Regions from separate parts of the Homo sapiens genome. Here region 1 is linked to region 2. A link is a contact called in ENCODE Hi-C or POLR2A ChIA-PET data. All regions are on one chromosome and are shown on one strand. The core of a region is the stretch at or near the end of the contact, and the rest is flanking DNA. Distances in the headings are between cores, read along the strand shown. Region 1 holds the start of NCEH1 (neutral cholesterol ester hydrolase 1). Region 2 holds the start of LINC02068 (long intergenic non-protein coding RNA 2068).

Region 1 (3,969 bases), core at 840-3,339, 120 kb before region 2:
TAGTTCACACCTGTAATCCCAGCACTTTTGGAGGCTGAGGCAGGTGGATCACCTGAAGTCAGGAGTTCAAGACCAGCCTGGCCAACACGGTGAAACCCTGTCTCTACTAAAAATACAAAATTAGCTGGGCTTAGTGGCAGGCATCTGAAATCCCAGCTACTCGGGAGGCTGAGGCAGAATGGCTTGAACCCGGGAGGCAGAGGTTGCAGTGAGCCAAGATTGCACCATTGCACTCCAGCCTGGGTGACAAGAGCGATGCTCTATCTCAAAAAAAAAAAGAATAGCTTCTAATTTTCTACACATATACTCACACACAAACATAAACATAAACATTCCTATCTGTTTAGAGTTATGAGTTTAACCAGTAACTTAAAAGACAGAGAGAGAGAGAGAGAGAGAGAGAGAGAGAGAGAGAGAGAGAGAGAGAGGCCAGGTGCCGTGGATCATGCCTGTAATCCCAGCACTTTGGGAGACTGAGGTGGGCAGATCACAAGGTCAGGAGTTTGAGACCAGCCTGGCCAGCATGGTGAAACCCCATCTCTACTAAAAATACAAAAATCAGCCAGGTGTGGTGGTGGGCACCTGTAATCCCACCTACTGAGGAGGCTGAGGCAAGAGAATTGCTTGAACCCAGGAGGTGGAGGTTGCAGTGAGCTGAGATCGTGCCATTGCACTCTAGCCTGGGCGAAAAGAGCAAGACTCCGTCTCAAAAAAAACAAAAAACAAACACCAAAAACAAACAAAACAAAAAAAAAAGAGAGAGAGAACTTGCTTGAAATACCATGAAAGTGTGCCCTTCTTATCAGTTTTCCTTCAATGTTGAAGAAGAAGCCAACTGTTTCCTAAAAATCTCATTATCAGAACCAAATTTATGGTTATTTCACTTCTATTAATTTGATTAAATTAAAATTACCATCTTAAGATGCATAATTATATATACTAGGTGTTTTAAGACCTTCATCAATAAGTTTGGAGTTGTCATCCTACCACTTTCTTGAAACAGGTCTTCTAACTGTTTTCCTTCTGGATTTCTGGTTGAAATTTTGCTAGTGAAGTTTTCTCTCTCCCATTCAGTACTCACCCACCCCTCCTCACCCCCAATCATTAACAAGAAATCTGGGTTTAAGTGTATTTCTGCTACCATTGACTCACTGAAAGAATTTTTCAGGTGATATCCACACGTTTCTCCAATAAAAAGTTATTATTTTTTCCCTTTGTAGTAATTTGTGGAGAGATCTTCTGATGAAGGACCAAAATTCTGTGTCAAATTTTTACCCTCTAGTTTTAGCATTCATTTATGATTTTCTATGGATACTAGCTGGCATTCTATTTTAAGAAAAGCCTTTCTTCTTTCCTCATTTATTTATATTAATATAGATTGTTGAGTTTTATTTTAATCAATGGGTTATCCATTATGATGATTTATATTGATGGTAAAATTATCCCAGCTTCAGCCACTGGGAGACCCTTCAAGCTGGCAGCTGTGGACCTTTGACCAGTTCCTATCATTTTTTGAGCACTTCCGCATCTCTGGCACAACAGGTTCATCTTGTACTTTACAGCCCCAGCCCTGGTATCAGCCTTTTCTCCAGAGGTTGTGTCAAAAAGCCGTGGTTCCTCTTATTGGAGCATAGGATTTAGAAACCAAGACTTGGGTGCTAGATGTACTACTGGCCTTTCATTGCTTGAGCCAGAAGAATTTAATATCTTCTTTTGCCATATATCAGCTAGAACTTACAAACCACTCCAAGTCTGGCTCCAGAAAACAGAATTTTTATATCCTTTCTCAGTACTCTGAGTCAGAATGACCCACTTGCTTTGTCCAGAGACTCGTCACACTGAAACTATTTTCCGTTTGAGACCTTCCAGGAGGAAAGCCATCCTCACACGCATGCAGTACAAACCAGTGTCCTCCAGAGTCCGCTGTGCCTACGGCCAGAGCAGCGACAGAGCCTTCCTCAAACCTGTAGTGACTGCCACACTTTGCAAGGACACCGTAGAGGGGGCATGTCCGCGCTCCAACTTCCTCCCGACGCAGCCTCTGATTGGCTCCTGGGCTTATAAGAAACGCGTGAATGAGCAGCTGCCGCGGGCAGAAAGTTGCCGGAGGTCTCCGGGTGGTATCGCCCTTTCCTCTTTGCCAGCCCGCTGGCGAGCCGAGCCAGGGCAAGATGAGGTCGTCCTGTGTCCTGCTCACCGCCCTGGTGGCGCTGGCCGCCTATTACGTCTACATCCCGCTGCCTGGCTCCGTGTCCGACCCCTGGAAGCTGATGCTGCTGGACGCCACTTTCCGGGGTGCACAGCAAGTGGTGAGGTGCAGCCCAGCGCTGCTTCTCTCTTCCTCCTCTTACGCAATATTTGAAGGGGATACAAAATTCCTCCGCCGGGTTCCACGAAAACGCAGGTTTTTCCTAATGCATTGAGGCTGTCGCTTTTTGAGGTGGTCCAGTCGGGAATTTTCAGGGTATCGCATTCGCCTCCTTGCTAGCAGCGGGCTAGATCTGCATTTCCCCGTCTGCGTTTGTGACGGGGAAGAAGTGCTTGAATAGAATTTGACAACTGTTTAAACCTTCGTCTGTCCTAAATATCTTCCTCTTCCTTGGTTTGCAACGTCAAAAGGCAAATCCTTAAGCAGTTTATAAACCACCCTTCTTCACACTGTCGTTCTCCCATAGGGACCGGCAGAGGATAAATATTTTTAGGAGAGCTCGGGAAAAGCAGGCTCTGGTTCCTGGGAATGCAGCCACCTTAGAAGCAGAAGCAGGCAAGGGCAGTCTCGCAATGTCCCCAGGCTGTGGAGCGCTCCGTTCCCGGAGACAGCAGGCAGGGCTCTCCATCCAAGCACTTGAGGAACCATAGGGATCTCTCGTTTCACCCGAGGCAGATCTCAGCTCAGCCCAAGAAAGAGGACTGGGAGGCTGGGCTGGCTGAAAGGAGGTGAGGAGGCGGCAGCCCTGGTTTGCATGATGCATGTTTTCTGCTTGCCCTGCAGCATTTATTTTATGTCCTTGGCTGTCAGATAACCTTTTCCTGAGCGAGGTTACCTGCCTTAACCTGGGAGGGTAACATTTCTCTCCACTGTATCATGGGCGTGTGTTCATTCCTTCCATACACAGGAAAATATAACTGTCTCTGGTTTATTCCATGGTAAGAGGCATTATTTTTAGTGTCAGAGAATCTAAAATCTAAACTACAGTCTGCAGCCAAGGCTGAGCCCTCTGATTGGACAGTATTTCTGAGCAGCCTGCTCTATCTAAACTCTAACCTTCTCCAAAACCAAGCCTCCTCCCTCCCCACAACCTTGGGCTTTAATCTCAGAATATTTTTATAAACTCTTTCTTTCAGAAATGACAACTAGAGAAAGAGAAAAAAAATCATTTCAACCTGAGAAAGCTGATTTTAAAAAAGTCATGATTTTCCCAGAGGGTTTATGTTCCTGTTCCCTGTCCACTCATTATGTGTAGGATTACATAATCTGTGGGGCTTTATCCTATGAAAAGTCCCCTTACTAGGATATTGCAGCACATTCCTAGCGTGGATTTGCTTTTCCTGAATTCAGCCACATTCTCACCTCCAAAGCCCCTTTTGTCTCTTAGGAAAGGTCTATGAAGCTATAGACCCCTGCCCCCCTTCTTTTCCTCTTGCTTCCTATAATGTTGACATGGTGAAAATGATCATCCCCTTCTTTAGCACTGGTGTCAAGAAAGTCAGTCTTGTTGTAGGAAGCCTTGCATTCCCTCTCCTCCCCCATGAAATTATGTAATTTGAAAGTAATACCCTTCAAAGATTGAGGAACAGTGATGTTTACCTGGGTGGGTTAATGGTCTACTACAATAACTTAAACAGAGGAAAACAGGAAAAAGATCAAACTGCTGTGTTGGCTGCAGAGATTATTCTTAGTTTTCAGGTCACCAAAGAAGTCTTCTCCATCATAAGTTAATCTCGGACAAGCTAGGTTTGGAGAAAAGC
Region 2 (3,778 bases), core at 854-3,353:
TGCAAAAGATGCAGAATTTCATGAAATTGATGAAAATAATGTTGGAGAACTGCTCCAACATCAAGTATAGTCACGTGTCAACAGACTAGGTAAAAACTGAAGAAAAAAAACGGACAAGGAATCATATAAATTAACACTAAAGAAGAGTAATGGGTAAGGATGATGATACAAGAAATGCTTCCAAAATGTACCAGCTTAAATGTCAGGGAATTTTTTTAATCCCTTTGGAAAATTGATGAAAACCCTTGATTTAAAAAATGTTTTTGGTAAAAAAGATCCCCTTTGATGGTGTTACCGAAAGGTAGTATGAGCTAAACAAAGTCGCACTGTGCCATCCTATAATTTTGTCCAAGAAAATGTGTCCTCTTCATGCCAAATCAACTCCTCAACATTCTTTGGGCTAAGAATTAATGCATAGTTGCAAATAACCATATACATTTTGTTAATTTTAAGATAATTATTTTTATTATTTACCTTGAAATATGCTCTTTATTGTAAGAGGATTAATTAACTTTGGCCCTTTCCTGGTATCATTTATCCTTGGATACTGAGTGCGTCTTATAATTCTGTTTTCTATGAAGAACTTTAGAGATGGAGCTTGTTTGTTGTATTCACACTTGTATGAGGCATTTTGTAAAGAAGTTCTTTACTTTGCAGATAGATAGCATAATAGAAGCACAGGGCAGACAGATGATCTGCAAAGGTCACACTAACAGTGTTTACATTTATGTCTGACTCCACTGCCTACTCTCTTTAGGTCAGAATGCCTCCTAGGCCCTCAAAAGCGGAGGCAGCCAGAAACCCAGCATTATTCTTTCTAATCCTCAGTCCTGTAAATGAGAAAATGATGTCTTACTTTTATAAAGTACTACTAATAATAGGGTCTGCATAGGGTACATGAGTGGCAAAGCACCTTCACAAACATATCATTTGGTCTTCTCTTATCACCCCAGGAAGTGGTGAAGAAGCAGGCAAGTGGGAAACTGAGGCTCGGAAAGCTAAAATGGCTTGTCTGAGGACCCACAGCTCAAAAACAGCAGTGTTGTGCCTGAAACTTAACACTTTTAGACTGTGGTGCCGAGTTCTGTTCTCTGTACCTCTCTGGTTTTTGGCATGAAAATAAAGCAGGGAAAGTTAGCAAAGAAATTCATTAACAAAGTTACCATTTAAATAACCTCTCCATCAAATACATGGTCTTCATACTGCAACATTTCCAGGTGAATAACTTTGGTGTTTCTCTTCTGACAGTGGCGTTCACAATACATACAAGAGGGAGCTTGGAGATCACACATTTCCTTACCTTGGAGGCTGAAGAAGATCCTGGTTTATGAACTCTCTGTTAGTAAGAAAACCAGCAAAAAGGCCTTTCAGATTCTCCGTCCCATATAGTGTGCTATTCAGGAGAGCCGATAGAGGGCGGTTACTGAACACAGATCGTGTGAAAATTAACAGCTTCCGAACTGATTTCTTTGCATTGGCTTTGTCAGTTTTACTTTCTATTTCTTGGGAAATATTTCTATTTCTAGTTCTATTAGATTTCTATTTCTATTCGTTTCTATTTCTTGGGAGTATGTCAGGGGAAGGCCAAGATCATAGCAGCAACGCAGACAGGATTTATGAAGTCTGCTTACCATTTCTCATAGAACTCTAGATTCTCCAAGCCTACAAGATTCTCCAAGCCTACAAGATTTATTCTAATAACCCCTGAAGTTAATCAGATTCATCTTATCCCTGACTCCTCACCCCTCTTCTCTCACCAATACACATGTCCTCTTGCTCCTGGTAATAACACAAAAACAACATGGTTAAATTTTGGACTGAACAATTACTAGGCAAGAGAAAGCACAAAATCCTTTGGTCTTGCACAGCTAATGGTAAGCAGCAACTGGAAATAAAAACAAATACACATTATGAGTTCAGCTATATCTCAAGTTAGTTTTTTTGCTTTTGCTTTTGTTTTCTTTTCCCTGCTCTATTAATGAGTTAATCAATTAAGATTTTCTTTCCTTGCATGGAAAGATTTTTGGCTTTGTTTTTAGATTAAGAAAGCTTTTCTCAGTTTCTTAGTTAATTATGAACATGCACTATCACATCATCTTGGACTCAATTCAAAAACTTATCTAAAACATGTAATTACTGGGAAATTCCAGATTAATTTCCTGCAAGTTTTAGTTAGTTAACGATTGTGTTAAACACTTAAGAGAGCAGCTCCTAGATGACTAAACCTGCTCAGCTGAAATCAAATGCTCTCATGCTTCCCTGAATGGACACACACAGAGTCTCTTCACCTGAGGAATAAAGTGTAAGGTGAGGACCCGGTTCTTACCTAAGAGAACAAAATAGCAAAGACACCTCTATAGCTTTGAGAATACGGACATGTTGGGCCGGGTGCGGTGGCTCATGCCTGTAATCCCAGCACACTGGGAGGCCGAGGCGGGTGGATCACCTGAGGTCAGAAGTTCAAGACCAGCCTGGTCAACATGGTGAAACCCCATTTCTACTAAATATACACAAATTAGCCAGACGTGGTGGTGGGCGCCTGTAATCCCAGCTACTCAGGAGGCTGAGGCAGGAGAATTGCTTGAATGCAGGAGGTGGAGGTTACAGTAAGCTGAGATTGCGCCATTGCGCTCCAGCCTGGGCAACAAGAGTGAAACTTCATCTCAAAAGAGAAAAAAAAAAGGGATACAGGCATGTCTTCTTGAGTTCTGGGTGAGAAAGAAAAAAAAGAATACAGATATGAAAGCTAGTATATACTCATGTATATATGAATGTATATACATTATATAAAGGTATTTATCTTGAGAGCTTATTGTTTTAATAATAATTCTTTTCCTATGGAGAACTCAAAATAATATATTGAGTCCCTGTCTGCATTGCCTTGGCGGGGAGGGAAGGTCGGAAAGAGAGAGAACAGGAGAAACGAAAGTTCACTTCAGGTCCTAGGTCACGTGGTGAATTTGGCAGAGCTTGACCGGGAACGCCTGCTTTTGTTAGACTTTGAGACTTGTAGGAAAACACTCCAAACAAAGGCCTTAAGACAAATCTACCAGTTGAGGTAGGAAATCCACTGAGATATTTAGTAGACAGAACTTGATAATTTCTTTCCTTTCATATTTTCATTTTAGATCTTCAGAACTTTTATTCAGGGGAGAAAGGCCCAGGTAGCTGCTGCTGTTCAGCTTAAGGCTAATCTGACCTTCTATAACAGGAGTTCAAGTCCCAGAAATCCCTAGTCCTCCATCAGAGGTAAGTAAGGATGGCAGCTGAACCCAAGAAAAGGAGCATGAATGATTAACTCTTCCTTCATTTCACCTCAGAAAATGGGGGCTGGGCGCAGTGGCTCACACCTGTAATCCCAGCACTTTGGGAGGCTGAGGCAGATGGATCACTGAGGTCAGGAGTTTGAGACCAGCTTGGCCAATGTGGTGAAATCCCATCTCTGCTAAAAATACAAAAATTAGCCAGGCGTGGTGGCGTGTGCCTGTAATCCCAGCTACACCAGAGGCTGAGGCAGGAGAATTGCTTGAACCCAGGAGGTGGAGGTTGCAGTGAGCTGAGATCACGCCATTGCACTCCAGCCTGGACAACAAGAGTGAAACTCCATCTCAAAAAAAAAAAAAAAAAAAAAAAGGAAAGAAAGAAAGAAAAGAAAAATAAAATGTGGGGAAAAATATTTTACTTTAATACTTTGCCTGCCCTGTCAAGACGTAGTTCATCATGCTTTGTGGGGAAAAAATTCACAATTAAAAGGATTTAGCTCTGTGTGACAGCTGAT

The links. A loop is a pair of places that touch in the nucleus more often than their neighbours do. ChIA-PET counts read pairs that join two places held with the same protein, here RNA polymerase II (POLR2A). Pooled maps may share reads with other maps.
Region 1: a loop to region 2 is called in a map of mammary epithelial cell, with 2.7 times the contacts of the local background. The contact joins the promoter of NCEH1 here to the promoter of LINC02068 in region 2. A Hi-C loop is called at or near these places in 1 of 168 maps with a recorded cell type or tissue (mammary epithelial cell), 2 of 37 single-sample maps with no recorded cell type and 14 of 50 pooled maps. POLR2A ChIA-PET finds 5 or more read pairs at or near these places in 1 of 52 experiments (PC-9).

What each region holds. Positions count from the first base shown.
Region 1 is chr3:172,709,187-172,713,155 of GRCh38, reverse strand. NCEH1 (neutral cholesterol ester hydrolase 1) reads left to right here and starts at 2,089. Exons shown (of 5, transcript NM_020792.6): 1 at 2,089-2,309. The coding sequence starts at 2,172. RefSeq lists enhancers at 1,639-1,778, 1,823-2,117, 2,039-2,308, 1,438-2,637.
Region 2 is chr3:172,593,932-172,597,709 of GRCh38, reverse strand. It overlaps LINC02068 (long intergenic non-protein coding RNA 2068), which reads left to right and starts at 2,103. Exons shown (of 4, transcript NR_146714.1): 1 at 2,103-2,307; 2 at 3,129-3,249. RefSeq lists a silencer at 1,297-1,591.